2 separate regions of the Mus musculus genome follow, and region 2 is linked to region 1. The links are chromatin loops, found by intact Hi-C in ENCODE. Cell type or tissue: gastrocnemius. All regions are shown on one strand.

The links. Peaks named below come from ENCODE experiments on the same cell type or tissue, not always from the same donor. Only the 100,000 strongest peaks of a DNase experiment are listed, where the experiment ranks them.
Region 2: a loop joins it to region 1, with 5 times the contacts of the local background. A loop is called at or near these places in 18 of 42 quality-filtered maps.

Annotation. Positions count from the first base shown.
Region 1 is chr15:25,788,681-25,796,680 of GRCm38, forward strand. It overlaps Myo10 (myosin X), which reads left to right. Exons shown (of 41, transcript NM_019472.2): 28 at 4,471-4,566; 29 at 7,003-7,096. Among named protein-coding and RNA genes, the nearest start is that of Retreg1, 51 kb to the right of the region's middle. In gastrocnemius, CTCF peaks have their summits at 3,613 (motif pointing left) and 7,881 (motif pointing right); DNase peaks (open chromatin) are centred at 3,549 and 7,868; H3K27ac peaks cover 1,888 bases.
Region 2 is chr15:25,727,499-25,735,498 of GRCm38, forward strand. It overlaps Myo10 (myosin X), which reads left to right. Exons shown (of 41, transcript NM_019472.2): 10 at 4,472-4,601; 11 at 6,490-6,608. Among named protein-coding and RNA genes, the nearest start is that of Myo10, 110 kb to the left of the region's middle. In gastrocnemius, CTCF peaks have their summits at 3,708 and 5,448 (motif pointing left); DNase peaks (open chromatin) are centred at 4,844, 5,473 and 5,683; H3K4me3 peaks cover 228 bases; H3K27ac peaks cover 1,512 bases.

The DNA of each region.
Region 1 (8,000 bases):
TGCACACAAGAATAGGGGAAAACAAAATTCACGTCCTTACCTTGCTTCAGTGACTCTCCAGCCATGCAGAGCAACCACTGACCTGTTCTGACCAAGTGCATTTTGCTGAAGCAAGTTGCTGGCATCGTTTCTTGTAAATATGTTAGTATGCTCTTAGGGACGCTTTGGGGAACACAATCCATTCTCACCAGATTGAGAGTGTCACCGCCTACCATAGATTCCTGCCATGTTTCCTACAGTTGCCTCATCGGCGCAGCAGAGACTACTCTGTTGGTTTTCTTGCTTATGTAGACTCTTTCTTTTAATCAGAATCCAGTAAGGCCTGTGCCCAGCCTTTTGATGCTGCAGCACAACATTGTCGCAAGGTGCACACTCAAAAGCTGTACAATAAGAGAAAAAGAAAACCAAGAAAACAAAACAAAACAAACAAAAAAACCCCACAAAACCGCACACTCTTTTCAGTACATCTGGGCCACGTTCCCAGCCATCCTGGGCCATGGGGCCCTGCCCGTGGGTTGGACATGTCTGGTTGACGTAAGATCACACATCTTCAGGCTTATAGATTCCCATCACCTCTGTCCTGTCTTTCATGTGCAGCTGGAGTCAAAGACTCTTTCCCGGGTTTCTAGGCATCACTGGTTACGCGCGACTGCTTGGCTGAGCCTGTTCCTTCCCTTCCCAGTATCTCAGTTTAGGAGTCATTCTTTCTGCTGAGTACTTTGAGTCTGCTGTTGTTGGACTCTCCTATTGCCTAAAGTGTTTCTATAAAGAAAACATTTCCTAATGGTTACCGCCCGTGGTTACCCCGAGGTACTCTTTGTATAGTATAGTCAGGCTGAATGCTTGCCTTCCGTTCGTCCTCTGGTTCCAGGAAATCAGTGGATTTCTTTGCATCATCGGGCACTGACCACTGTTTTTGTTTTCCCAAGTATCTTCCTGCACATGTGGGTTTAACAGGGTATTCCAGGCACTGCAGCTCTGCTGGATTCCCACAGTAGCCCCACATCTGGACCGGCAGAATTCGACAGGCCACGTAATCCTCGATCTGTTTCCTGTCCATGCAGCCATCTCTGAGAGCTTGTTTCCTAACATGACGAGATGCCCTCTGCTCTCTTTAGATCGAGGCTCTCTCAACAGAAGGCCTTGGCTTTATTGTTTTAGTCACCATTTGGGGGAAGTCCTGAACTGGAACCCAGCTATACTGGAGCCCCATCAACAGCACCGCCCTCTTCACTTCAGAGAAGCGTATTCGCTCCTTTAGCCCTGCCTTTGTTTCTGAGCATTTCTGGGATTTTGAGGTTCAGAGCTGTGAGGCTGGTCATGGAGTCTGAAGCCTCCTTTAACATACATGGAGGGTCTGAGTTCTTGAGAGGGAAAGAGCCAGTATTCCTGGGGCTCGTTCTTCTGCCTACGAGGACCTGTGCTGGTTGGGTTTTAGCAACTTGACACAAGCCAGGGTCATTTGGGAAGAGGAAACTTCAACTGAGACAAAGCCTTGATTAGACTGGCCTGCAGGCCACTCCAAGTGGGGGCATTTTCTTGATTTATGCTTGATGTAAGAGAGGCTAGACCACTGTGAGGAGTGTGAGCCCTAAGTAGGTGGCCCTGGGTGACATAAGAAAGCAGGCTAACTGTGCCATTTTGAGGAAGCCAGTAACTACCATCCCTCCATGGCCTCTGCTCCAGTTCCTGCCCTGGCTTCTCCCGGTGATGGACTGTGATCTGGACGTGTAACAAATAACTCTTTCCTCCCTGGGTTGCTTTTGGTCCTGGTGTTTATCCCATCAGTGGAGCGCAAACTAGGGTGGCTTCCATCGTGAGACCCACTAGGCTACCCTCTTCTGTGCAGAGGAGGCACCACAGGCTCCGCCTTTTCCCTAGGGTCTTACTGTTGGTGTGCGAGTGCATGTGCCATGGTTCATTCGTGCAAATCAGAGGGCAACTGTGGAGTCGGCTCTCCCCTTCACCTTTACCCTCATCTCTCTGTCCCCTGATCTTACGGGATTTTCACATTACAATCCATCTGTGTTTAGGTTGTTCCTTTAAAACTCGGATTTTTATTTATGTGTATTTGTGTCGGAAGGGGTTGTTCACATATATGTGGGTACTCACAAAGGTCAGAAGAGGGAGGGTCTCAGGTCTTCTTGAAGCTTACACACCTCTCTGAGCTGCCTGACATGGTGCTAGCAATCAAACTCTGCTCCTGGAAAAGCAGCAAGAGCTCTTAACTGCCTGCTGAGCCATGCCTCTGGCCCAGAATACATTGAGCTTTGTTTCAGTGAGTCCAGAAATGTGGTCACACCAATTTACTGTCTCCAGCCTGTTAGAATTGCAGTCATGTTGGTATGCTCTGCTGTGAATAAATTCACTGCTTCGTAGATCAGAGCAGACGGGCTGATCCTCAAGACCATGCTAACATCAGGTGCATTGCCAGCTCTGCTCCCATCCTGCTACACAAACCCTTGTGTTTTACCCTAATTTAGTTAACCTGTCCCAGACACTGAGTCTCTGATATTAATTAGGGAGTGTCTAAAGGAGATCAGGATGACACCAAAGTCTGCCTTGGCTCTGGAGCCTGCAGGAGGCAGTGGTGGGGAAGGTATGCCAGGTACCAGCCAGGCCTCAGCCTGTGATAGGAAGCTCCTTTCTTGGCCACTTTGTTCTGTTTAACAAATAAATACCCACAACTGAGTAATTTCTAATGAACCAATTTTTTTTTTTTTTTTGGTTTTTTTCAAGACAGGGTTTCTCTGTATAGCCCTGGCTGTCCTGGAACTCACTTTGTAGATCAGGCTGGCCTCGAACTCAGAAATCCGCCTGCCTCTGCCTCCCGAGTGCTGGGATTAAAGGCGTGCGCCACCACGCCCGGCTAATGAACCAAATTTATGCTGCCCATGTTCTAAATGCTAAGAAGTCCGAGATTAAGGAAACACATCTTACTACATCATCCATGGCTGAAAGGCAGGCATGCTCTCAGAACAGAGTGAGCCAGGGAGCAGATGTTTGAGTCCTCACTCTAAGGGCGGAGGCAGAGACTTGCCACTTTGAGGCCAGCCTGGCTATCTAAAGAGACTCTATCTCAATAAAAATTACAGAGGTGATGTAGCTCAGTGGTAGAGTGCTTGTCCGGCATGCACAGGGCCTGGATTCAATCCCAGCATTGGAGAAGGGGGGTGTGGGAGGGGGCTGGAGTAGAGAAACTAAAGGAAGAGAAAAACATAACAACTTCCAGCCCAAGAGCCTTAGTCTGTTCACAATAGTGGCGCGTCATAGCTAATCCCCTCTTCGGAGTCTTTCCTGTAAGTACCTGCTTTGATCACATATCCAGCATAGGAGCTAGGGAGTGGTATCCTCAAAGCACAGCTGCTGAGACAGACTAGGGAAGGAGCTCACACGGGACCACGCTGCTTCCTGGGTTTCCTCCTATTGTGTGCCAGGCAGAGGGCAGAGGAAGGCTTTGTTGGACTCTGAGCAGAGTCAGACATGGGGTGTCCACTGTGCAAAGAGTCATCAGGGAAACACCCTGACACCTTCCTCCCCCCCCACCCCATCCCTAAGCCCACTGCAGAGGCACTATTGCGAGCACAGGGGGAGTCTGGTGCCCCCTGGAGGTCCTCTGGAGAGCAACCCTTCATTTCATTCATGTTTATGATTTCAGTTATATGTGGTCAAAAAACCCCTGTTAGAAAAATTATTTTATTATTTATTTATTATTATTAATTATTTTTATTAATGATTAATTTTTTAGAGAGAAAATAGAATGGTCACCTAACTTTGTGTGTGTGTGTGGTGGTGATGGTGGTGGTGGTGGGTGTTATAGTTATTCTGTGTTGTTGTTGTTGTTCACCCTTGCTGCGTCTGATTGTAAAGTAAGCTTTACAGTTCAGATGCGTGCACGGGTTGTATGTCCCAATCTGAAAATCCAAAATCTAGAACTTTCCAGGCTTTGAGTGCTGCTAGGATGCCCCAAGTGGGGAATTCCTCTCCAACCTCACATGACTGGTTACAGTCAAACTCCAGGCATGTGGAAATCACTGTCTAGAACTGCATTCAGGAAGCTGGAGTATAGCCCCACAGTGTACCTTCTGCTTCACACAAGACAAATGCCTTCAGGCTATGTGTGGATGAGAAATAAATGCATCCCATGTTTAGACTTAGGTCCTGTTCTGAAGTATAAAACCCTTGGTCTCAGGTGTTCTGAGCCAGGCACGGCACGCTCTACACTGTATGGGAACCATATCACACGCACCACACACATGCGTATGTGATGCAATATCCACTACTATCTTAGTCTCGGGGACCTCCTAGGAATCTCAGAAATCGCTTCTAACTGGGGGCGGGGGGTGATGAGGCACGGTATATAATTTCTAAAGGAACACTCCCCACGTGGTCATTTGGTAAGGCTGCCTTTCTCAGCTTTCCGTAGGAGTTTTGCACTCTTGATTTCCACTCTGCCTTTGTGTCTTGCAGGGAGATCATAGACAACACAAGCAAAGAGAACGGGATCGACATCATCCTGGCCGACAGGACCTTCCATCTCATCGCGGAGTCCCCCGAAGATGCCAGGTGAGGGGTCTGGGCATGGGCTGCTGTCTCACCACGTCCTCCCCGCTCCCCTGGAGTTCAGGCATGAGCCCCATGCAGACACTGTTTATTCTGTTGCCTTTGAATGGGATTTTAGGTTTTCAGTTGGGCTTTCTATCGGGACGGTTAAAGAGGCATAGGAGATGTACGTCTTGTCCCTTAAGGAATCTCGCACTAGCAGATGTGTTCAAACACAGCAATGTCACAGCCTCAAATAGCACCGGATCAGACAGAAACCCTTCTCTGTGGATGTTTCTGAGCTATAGAGGTGAAGAATTTGTACAAAGACATAAGGAACAGTCCGTTGTTGCCTTAGACGTCCTCTGCTTAATGAATAATAGAACTGTGGCATGCAGAGGATCTGAAAGTCTCTGCCTTGGAGGACTCAGTGGACAAGCTAACATTATCTAACATTAGCCGTATTCTAGATAGAGTTAACTCATTTGGTTCCCAGTCAGTCCTGTGGGGTAGGTGTCATTATTTATACTGTGTAGACCGAGTGACAGAAAAGGCACACACAGGAATAGTATATAGGCTCAGTCCTGTGGAGTAGACACACCCTCCTGCTTTTCTGTCCAAAGAGGCTCAAGTCTCTGGAGTCACTCGCTGGCTGTTGTAAGCCGCCTGTCTTTGGAGCTTTGAGCACAGGGATGAGACAAAGGGAGGGAAAAATGACATTTGCTCTTCAGTGACGTAGAGTCTAGGACACAGTGGAGTGTCCTGTCCATTCTTGGCTCATGGTGGGAGGCAGTTGTTACCTGCCCTGAGCCAGTACTAGGTGGTAGTCTCTGGGGATGACAGCAAGTGTCCTGTGCTGTTCAGTGTCCTGCCCAGAAGTCATCAGAGATTGCTGTCGATCCGTCATGCTCCTGGCTTTCTCCCTCCTGCCTGCCATTCCAGTGCCTTTAAGTTGATCTAACACCACAGCAGCAACACGAAAGGTCAAAACGCCAGAAAGCGATTCTTCCCATGGGAACAGACTAAAGCCCTGGCTGGACTCATAAATTATAGCACAAACTGGGAAAACAAGCAGACCTGAAATTACAGCCCCAACATTCTGTCTGGGACTCCTAGAGACCACACGTGGCTTTCTGTGGTCCAGAGACTGCCCACGAATCCTCAGCTGAATTACAGGCCTGGCATCTGGCGGTTGCTCTGTCTGTTTGTGCCATAATGGACCTGCTAAATTTAACATTTGGGAGGTTTTTAGCCAAACCGGTTTCCCCTGACAAGTGGAACACATTAAAAAAATGAATCCCTTTATACATTTTAAAATTATACATGATTCATACGAAATGCCTAAGTTGTAGGAGTATCAATAGGAATGAAAGCCAAGCAATTTTGTTCTTTGTATTTGTGTGCATGTGCATGTATGTGATTCATTCGGCATACGTCTTGAATTGTGCTATGTTGCAGTGTTTGGTTTAGGGACATTTTTTTGACGTGACAGGGTCATGACTACAGGGTGCCTCTGGTTGGCCAAGAAGGATGACCACAGGCAGATGAGGATGTCCCCGGCTTTGTTTGCTCCCCGAGTCCACAGTGTTGAGTATTCTCAAGCATTTGCTCCATCAGGAATCTTAGGAAGGAGGTTTAGTTTTTGCTGAAAGTAATTTATACGCCTAGCGTTATGTGAGGATGTCAGCTGTTCACTTAATTATTCCACTGCATAGCGACATAGGACCTAAGACAAGCCTGGACAGGAAAGGGTACCTTGGCTTCTCTGGTCCCTGGTGTGTTTTGTAATCAACACTGTATGTATGTATGTATGTATGTATGTATGCATGCATGCATGTAAATATGTATGTTCCAGGTTATTTTCTTTCTGTTCATCTCAGGTTCCCGCTTCTTGTGGGACTTTTATTCTACTTTGCTTTTCTCCATCCATCTTTCTCATTACGATGCTCTGGAAGTGAAAACCCAGTTGAAATAAAAATGGAAGAATTTTGATCACAGTAATTTCCTGCTTTTGATTTAGACACCTGTTTTGATTTCCACCTCCCCTGTGGTTTTATTCACTTGTGTGGGGTCCTGGCCAGCCATGGAAACCCCAATGAGCCTGAGTGGACAGACAGACGTCAAGCCATGGGTCTGAGGGGTTCCTGACCCCTCTAGTGTTGCTTTTCTTTCCTTGCATGGGTGTCTCCTCAGTAGCACTCAGTGAGGTCTGAGTGCCGGCCAGGGCGGGTGCTTTATGTGACAGTACATCCTGCTAACGGTAGTTGGGCTGGTTTGTTGTTGTTGTGTTTTGTTTTTTAGACTGTGCTTATGATAGTATGTGCACCAACTTGCGTGTGAGAAACAGGCACATTGGCAGCAGAGCAGCTCAGAGGCGGGGTCCTGGGCAGGAAAAATGGAGAGCATGGTTTGGCCACTCCGAACTTGGCCACCCGTGACTGTTGTCCTCTCTGTCCACAGCCAATGGTTCAGCGTGCTGAGTCAGGTCCACTCGTCCACAGACCAGGAGATCAGAGAAATGCATGATGAGCAGGCAAACCCCCAGAATGCTGTGGTGAGTGACGGGTGGGTGGAGGTCGGCTGTCCAAAGTCGGGTTTTGTTGTTGTTGTTGTTTTTTCTTTTTCTGGTTTTTCAAGACAGGGTTTCTCTGTGTAGCTCTGGCTGTCCTGGAACTCACTCTGTAGACCAGGCTGGCCTCGAACTCAGAAATCCACCTGCCTCTGCCTCCCAAGTGCCGGGATTAAAGGCATGCACCACCACTGTCCGGCTGTCCAAAGTCTTAAATTCTGCTTAATATCTCTATAGAGGTGCTGGAGAGATGGCTCAGCAGTTATGAGCACTGACTGCTCTTCCGAAGGTCCTGAGTTCAAATTCCAGCAACCACATGGTGGCTCACAACCATCCGTAACAAGATCTGATGACACCCTCTTCTGGAGTATGCTTACAGCTACAGTGTACTTACATATAATAAATAAATGAATCTTTAAAAAAATCCGTACAGAAAAATCAAATTACACATGAGTTCTGCTACATTTCACATCTTCTACCTAAAACCTTTTAAAAATAATCACAATTTTTAAAATTATAGAAGTACCAGAAAACTTATATTTTGAAGAATCACATGAATTGTGAATAATGGAGTTTTTGGCATATTCTGGGCACACAGGAAGTTACTGCATATATCTTGCATATATATGTGTGTGTGTGTGTATGCAATATGTAAAATTAATTTTTTAAAAACGCTTTGTTTTCATTTGTAATTATGTTTAAGAGGGTTGGTATGTGCATGTGTGTTGCAGTTACCCTCAGAGAACACAAGAGGGCGTCAGATCCCCCTGGAGCTGGGATTCCAGGAGATTGTCAGCCACCTAGTGTTGGAACTGGAAACTAAATTCAGGTCCACTGTAAGAGTGGTATACTCTTGTAACTGCCGAGTTATTGTTTCTTCCCAGCCCCC
Region 2 (8,000 bases), 61 kb before region 1:
ACCAAGGGGTGCTCACACTTCCTGTCCTAAACATTACATGGATTTAGCTCTGCTCCTAATGGCCATGCCAGCTCATTAGAATGGTGTCTTCTGGGAGACTTGCAGAGCTGATGAACAGCCTGCCCTTAACCTACACATGTCTTCCTGCTTTCAAGACTCTTTAGACTTGTCATTTTAAGTCATTCAAAGGTCAGAAACTCTCTGATCGTTCAGTATGTGGTGTCTTCATCAATAAGGTCTCCACATCCAGGGTTGGTGTGTAACCAAGGGCAACAGTAGTAGCCTATACAGTTCAGGGAACTTCTACCCAACAGGTGACAGACAAATACCAAATCATTGATTTCAAATCAGCTATCAATCACACATAAATTTTCCCCATCCCATGTATATAATCTGGTTTGAAGTTGGAAACTGAATTCAAGTGGGGAATGTGGCTAATGCCTACAATCCTAGTACTTGGGAGACTGAGGCAGGAGGCTTGCCCTGAGTGTAAAGTCAGCCTAATATACAGACTTAGATCCTGTCTCAAAAAAACAAAGGAAAGCAGAAAGGGGGAAAAATGGAATTCAAAGCAGACGAGGCGGTGATGTGATTTTCTTTCCTTCTGCATCTCTGTTCAAAGCCACACAAATGTCCAGAGCAGTGCAGAGTGGTCCATCTGTGTCTCTGTCTCTGTCTGTTCCAGCTGTCTCTGACACTGACTGTCACTATTCTATCTGTCCTCGGTTATCAGGATCAAAACTGGGGCTCCACACACACAAGGTCAGGGCTCTGTGTCTGGCACCCCCTGAAGAGAATACTCTATGTATATACCTCAGAGGGGAGGGGTCTAGGAACCTAGAAGGCAGGTGGCTTTGTACTGGGAAAAGTGTGAGTCCAGAACAGGATGAAGAAAGACAGCTTATAGCACAGTTGTCTCCCAGCCCCTGTGGGGTACTAGTGAGAGAAAGCTGGATTTTGTGACGTCTTCTTTTAAAATATCATATTAACCCCAGATCTCTGAGTCCTGTATTGCCAAAGGTAACCAACTTCAGATAGAAAATACTTCTAAAGAAGAGAAAGAAGGTTGCATCTACAAAATCCGTGCAGCATCAGAACTGCTGTTTATGTAGCATATGCCCTGTGTCTGGTAATCTAGAGGTGGTGAAGGCCAGGCACAGTGACAAATGCCTGTGATGTCAGCATTGAGGAGGCTGGGGCGTGGTGACTGATGCAAATTTGAGGCCAGCCTGGGCTGCTTAGTGAGCGCAAAGCCAGCCTGGGATACAGAACAAAACCTTGCCTATAAGTAAAGTATTCAGAATGACCACATGGGTCCTATGCAAAAGCCACGCAGTTTTAAATGCAGAGCTAGGTTTTTGTTTATCTCCTGGGACTCCTAGCACTAGAGCCCCAGAAAGAACTGGGGTTTAAGTAGTCCCTTCATTCTTTTCTGGACTCTCACTTTGCCACAGCAAACCCTTCTTTTCTCTCCCAAATCAAGAAGCATGCGTTGAAATTAGCAACCCTCTTTATTCTTGAGGAATCAGGGGAAAGAGATGTCCTTGGGAGTTTCTTCTTGTGTTTATGCCCATTTCTGGAAGCTGAAGGAAAACCATTTGTTATTAAAAGATACTGTTGTTATAGACAGGTAATTATCTAGTTTAGCCTTGCTGCAGGTCCCACTCCCAGAGAGCCGCGGCCACCAGGGAGCATGGCCTGAGAGGGTGTTGGGTACTGGCCGCTCTTCTAGGGGCATCGTTTCCCCCCACAAAATGGTTCCCTTCTGTTGGCCCCAAGCCAGTTCAGACAGTTTGTCTTTCTTAATGTCAGTGTTTCAGATTTACAGTTACATTGAAGTAACAATTGTTGGCATTTGAAATCCGATCTTAGGACAAAATGATATATCACGTTAAAATGCAGGAAATTTATATATGAAATGGACATAATGTTCCTGACTAATATATTCTAGTTGCACATTCTCCTTATGGATATCCTTATAGACCTGTAAATATTCAACATACAACTACTTATTAGGTTTAGCCCTCCATAAGTATTAATAAAAGTGTTAGGTGATTTTACTAACATCCCAAATGTGACATTTTCCTATTATTTAATCATTTAGTTTTATTCTTGGGAGTTCTAAGCAAGGCTTAAAAAAAAAAAATAGCCGGGCTTGGTGGCGCACACCTTTAATCCCAGCACTCGGGAGGCAGAATCAGGCGGATTTCTGAGTTCGAGGCCAGCCTGGTCTACAGAGTGAGTTCCAGGACAGCCAGGGCTACACAGAGAAACCCTGTCTCCAAAAACAAAAATTAAATAAATAAATAAATAAATAAATAAGAGTCCAACTTTGACAGAGGAAGAGGAAATCTCTTCCTTCCTGGAAACAGCAAGGTTTCGCTCCTCTCAAACTTATGAGAATTAGGGATTGGTATTTAAGGTAATTTATTAGACACATAGCTAAGACCCCTGCTAGCAACTAAAACACATGGTCAAGAATAACATTTAGAAACACTGAAAACTTTCTTATGTAAGAAACGAGGGGGGCAGGAGACAGGAATAGGCACTACTCATATTAGAAGTTATTTTACATATCATATTCTTATGGCCATAGAAGTGGAGACAAAACAATAAATGTTTCAGAGTGTTAGTTTACATGGCACAATTCTACGGTTTTATTTTGTTCTATGCCATTTTCTTTGTTTTTTTTTTGTTTGTTTGTTTTTGTTTTGTTGTTCTTGTTTTTGTTTTTTGAGACAGGGTTTCTCTGTGTAGCCCTGGCTGTCCTGGAACTCACTCTGTAGACCAGGCCTCGAACTCAGAAATCTGCCTGCCTCTGCCTCCCGAGTGCTGGGATTAAAGATGTGCGCCACCACCGCCCAGCTCTATGCCATTTTCTGAGTGCTGTGTTTTCATAAGGGACGTACAGTCTTCTTAATGACCACATGATTATTGTTTGGGAGGGCACCTGCTTTTCCATGGACTGCAAACAATGAGTGTATGCTCAGTGTCATAGCCCGCTTTAATATAGCCTTCAAAATTGCACCATAAAATTTTTGGCTGAGATTTGAAAGCTATTTCAAGTCAGAAGTAACAACTAATTTATTTTACTGCCTCCATCTGGCCCCCTAGGTTGGGGACTCACGAATGTGTGTGAAAGTGGCAAGGACTTTGATGCGTGAAGGTCTGTTTGGTTCTCTGACTTCCCAAACACTGCATACATGCCCAGCATCCTTGGCTGTAGACCACTGCTAAGATTTCTAGGCCTCATAGACCTCAGTGCATATACACAGTGGTTTTGAGTGGCGCGTGGCCGTGTGTGTGTGTGTGTGTGTGTGTGTGTGTGTGTGTGTGTGTGTGTAAGTTCATGCTACATGAGTCAGACTGTATTACTTTTTCAAACAAGTTTTTTTTTTTTTTTCTCTTTGAATCTTGGAAAACTTGGGACTTGTTGACCCAGAGAACAGATAAAGGGTTAGAAATGGTGCTGATTTGGTAGCATCTTTGTCAGGCATGCACAGAGCCCGAGCTCAGTGCCAGCACTGAACCATGTAAACCATGTGTGGTGGCACTCACCTAGATTTCTATGAGGAGGTTGAGGCAGGAGGATTACGAAGTCAAGGTCCAAGCCAGCCTGTGCCACTCACATGACCCTGGCCTCAAAAACCAACCAAAGCAGAATAAGAAGTGGAAGAGACTCTGGGGAGATAAGGGGTTGATTCTCGAATGGCCCTGCAGAGGGAGTATGTCAGCTTCCTAGCTGAGGATACTGAAGCACGGGGAAGTTTTCAAAGCCCAGATCAGGGGTGTTTTTGAAATAACGATCCCTTATGCAGGGACCCGCAGCAAGGAGGAGGAGGAGGCAGCGAGTGGGTAGCAGACAGAGAGCCTTGTAGTACTTCCCGTGAGAACACTGGTGCGTGCCAACGCTTCTGCAGAAATTCTCCTTGTAGGGCATATATGCAGCAGTGTCCTTCCTTGATGCCTTTCTTACTTTATTTAGCCAGCTGCAACTTGACACAGAGAACCCCACTTTGATTCTAACAGCCTCCAATCAACATAAACTAATGTCATCCATGAAATAGTTTCATATAACATATGTAAAACATAATGTGACATTACTTAACACACTGCATTCAAAGTACCTGTTGTTTCTGCGTGTCCCCTTGCCTCTCCGGCTTCTATAAAGACAGCAGTGTTTGTTGTGCTTTAATATTGGAGGAGAAAAGCATCCTACTCATGCTGTGAAGGCAGGGATTCCTAAGCTACTTAGTAACATAAGCAAGAGGCTGGCTGTGTCACACACGTGTGGCCATCTACTGAAGGCAATCTTCACTTCTGGTTTTTTATTATTATTATTACCATTATTTTCTTGGACATGGAACATTGTTAAAGTCAGTGGTTATGCATCAGTGTTTTATTCTTCTTGTCTTTAGAGCCGTACCTAATAGTGTAACTTAGTCATGGGCGGGTTTTCCTTTTCTTCTAGACGGCAATGGAAGTCATGCAATTCAGCAAGGAGGAAGTTCGGGAAGTTTTGAGGTTGCTGGCGGGAATTCTGCATCTCGGCAACATAGAGTTTATCACTGCTGGAGGGGCGCAGATTCCCTTCAAAACAGGTGAGGTGATGCCTGAGCCCCACCCTGACCCCTGATCACCAACCCTGTCTCCCCTTCAGTGCTTTCCTTACAAGAGACTAGACCCAGAAAATTGGCACCCAGTCTTTTACAGAAGGTTTTCTGGCTCCTAGAGTAGAGCTACAGATTTCCCCCATCCTTTGGTACCGGGGCTTGAACCCAGGGTCTCACCCCCTCAGGCATGCTAAGCACTTACGTCAGCTCAGGAGCTGTGGAGCTCCACCTGTGTGATGTCAAGTGTCAGGGCAAGAGTCCAAGGTGCCAGACCTGGGCTTGGGCTCTGTTCTTGTTCTTACTGAGAAGGGAAATGGGCCAATAAGTAGACATATGAGCAGCAAGTGTTTGATACAGGAAAGCGTGGTGCTATCACCCTTTGCCTTGGTTTTCAGAGTTATCCAGAGGGGTTCATAGCTGTACTGGAAGCTGTGCCTCCTGCTAGTTATCCATTTGCACTGTGACTGCCTTTACTTTAAACGTATAAAATGTCAGCTGAAGTACTTTAAATATATATATATATATAATATTTTTATACATAATTTATATATAATGTAATTTTTTAGAAAGGTATCTGATAGAACCAATAAATCTTGTTGCAGAAATTGGGTACCGGGTGTGTTTGGGATCAAAATAACTCTCCAGGAGCCTGGTTTCTCCTGGTCAGTGTTTCAATGTTTATTGTGTTTGATTCCCACGTAGTTTCTATCAATGTCTTAGGAGCCTAAAAAGTCTTTGTTAAAGAGGGAGAAATGGCTTAGGAATTGAGAGATGGGTGGCTTTTGGAGAGGATCTGTGTTTTGCACTCTGTTTCTAGAGGAACCAGCACCCTCTTCTGGTGTCCTCAGGCAGTGCACTGCTAGTTAACCGTGCAGTCACCTCTCTCTGTCTTTCTCTCTGTCTCCTGTGTGTGTGTGTGTGTGTGTGTGTGTGTGTGTGTTTCTCTCTGTGTCTCTGTCTCTCTGAACAGAACCTTTGCATATGTGGTAATGTTTGTTCATATTTACTGCATTAAGAGCTATGCAGTGAGTTTAGGTATGGTAGTACAGGTCTGATGCCAGCACACGGGTAATGGTGCATTGCCAGTGATCCTAGGCTACAGAGCAAAGCTACTGCCAAGCCAGGCAACCAAGCATAAGACCGTCTCTTAGCAACAAAAAAACCCCCAAGAAACAGAGAGGAAATGTGGCTCAGCCAATAAAGCGCTTGCTCTGGATTGTATTGTAGATGTATCCATTGATTGAATTTGGGTACCACGCGATCGGTTGTTCCCAAAATTTTGACCATCTGTGGTTTTCTGTAATAAAGCAGAAGGACTCAGTGCCTGGGCAAGGTGGTGCCTGTGACCTTGAGATGCTGGAGAGCTCTGTGACTGTTTTCACGGTGGCCCTCAGGTGGCTTTGCTCCTACCCTTCCCTGACCAGAGCAAAAGCTCCTAAGAGGGCATCACAGAACATCACAGAGCATCTTACCAAACTGAATTTAAAAGCTGATATAAGCCATTAGGAGTACTTGCTGCTCTTGCAGAGGACCCAGATTGGAGTCCTCGAACCCACAGGAGGAGGATCACAACCCCTCAGCCTCTGCAGGCACCTGCACTCAGAGGTAACATACAGACAGGCAAGTGCACATACAAACACACACTTAAAAATCTGTAAGCTTCTGACAGAGACTGAGAATCTCACTGTCTTTTACGATATAGGACATTAAAGAAAGTTGCTACAGGCAGAAACCATTACTGCCTGAGATGTGTCCATCATGTCTGCCTCCACTTTCTGTGTGGCTGTGTGTGGTTAGATTTGATGCCAGCTGAGGTCCAGCATCCGGTGTGTTTGAGGAACTGTGAGTTCACCGGTGCCTCCTCCTTCACTTTCAGCTTTGGGTAGGTCTGCGGACTTGCTTGGGCTGGACCCAACGCAGCTCACAGATGCACTGACCCAGAGATCCATGATCCTCAGGGGAGAAGAGATCCTGACGCCTCTCAGTGTCCAGCAGGTATGACCCTCCTGCCCTCAGTGCCATTGAAACTTGCCTCAAAGACAGCCTGGGGCTTGCCATGACTTTACTGTGCACATGTGATCCCAGTGAGGCATCCACATGACTGGCTCATGGGCCAAATAGAAAAGAAACCCAAGTTTGGGAGATAGGGGAAGTTGTTCTGTAAGTGACAGGGGAGCAAAGCTCTGATGTGCTCGGGTCTGACACAGGCCGGCTGAGACTGTGCGCTGATCCTTCCACATAAGGCTGTCAGTTCTTGGGAAATGTGTTCACTGTGCCTCGTTCCCTCTTCCGTAAGCCAAGGATGGTTATATCTAATTCACAGGATTCTCATGAGGATAAAAAATAATAATAATAAGCCAAATACTTGCTATAAGTACTTAGCGTCTGCTGCAGAGTCAGCACTCAGTTAAAGTGAGCTGTGAAAGTTATCCTCACTATACTTGAGCACCGCAAAGCACTGTTACTGTTCTTTGCCTCTGCTAAACCTTGATGAGCCCCCCTAATCTTCCTTCTTGGTTGTCCTTACAATTATCTTCTTGTGTGTGCCTGGCACTCCCGGGTGGAAGGCAGAGGATACACTGTGGGAGTTGATCTTCTCCACGTGCTTTCTGGGGATTGACACCAGGATTGTCGGGCTGGGTGTTCAGACAGCTGTCCCCACGGAGCCGTATCGCCTGCCCTTTCTGATTTAACTATCTCCTTTTTTTCTTTTTGAGATAGCTTCTCACTATGTAGTCCTGGCTGACCTGGCATGCTTTATGTAGACCAGGAAGGCCTTGAATGCTTGCCTCTACCTCCCTTATATTGAGATGTAAAGACATATTCCAACACACCTGGCCTAATCTTTCTTTAAAAAAAAAAGATTTATTTATTTATTTTATGTATATGAGTATACTGTAACTATATAGATGGTTGTGAGACATCATATAGTTGCTGGGAATTGAACTCAGGACCTCTGCTTGCTCCAGCCCAAAGATTTATTTATTATACGTAAGTACACTGTAGCTGTCCTCAGATGCACCAGAAGAGGGCGTCAGATCTCATTACGGATGGTTGTGAGCCACTATGTGGTTGTTGGGATTTGAACTCAGGACCATGGGAAGAACAGTCAGTGCTCTTAACCGCTGAACCATCTGTCCAGCACCTAATCTGTTACCCCATAAGGAAAAGAACCTTTATGAGTAAAAAAATTAAGAAAATAATTTTAAAACTAGGTTTTAATATTTTAAACCTAATTTTTTGTTTGTTTTGTTTTTCGAGACAGGGTTTCTCTGTGTAGCCCTGGCTGTCCTGGAACTCACTTTGTAGACCAGGCTGGCCTCGAACTCAGAAATCCGCCTGTCTCTGCCTCTCGAGTGCTGGGATTAGAGGCATGAGCCACCACGC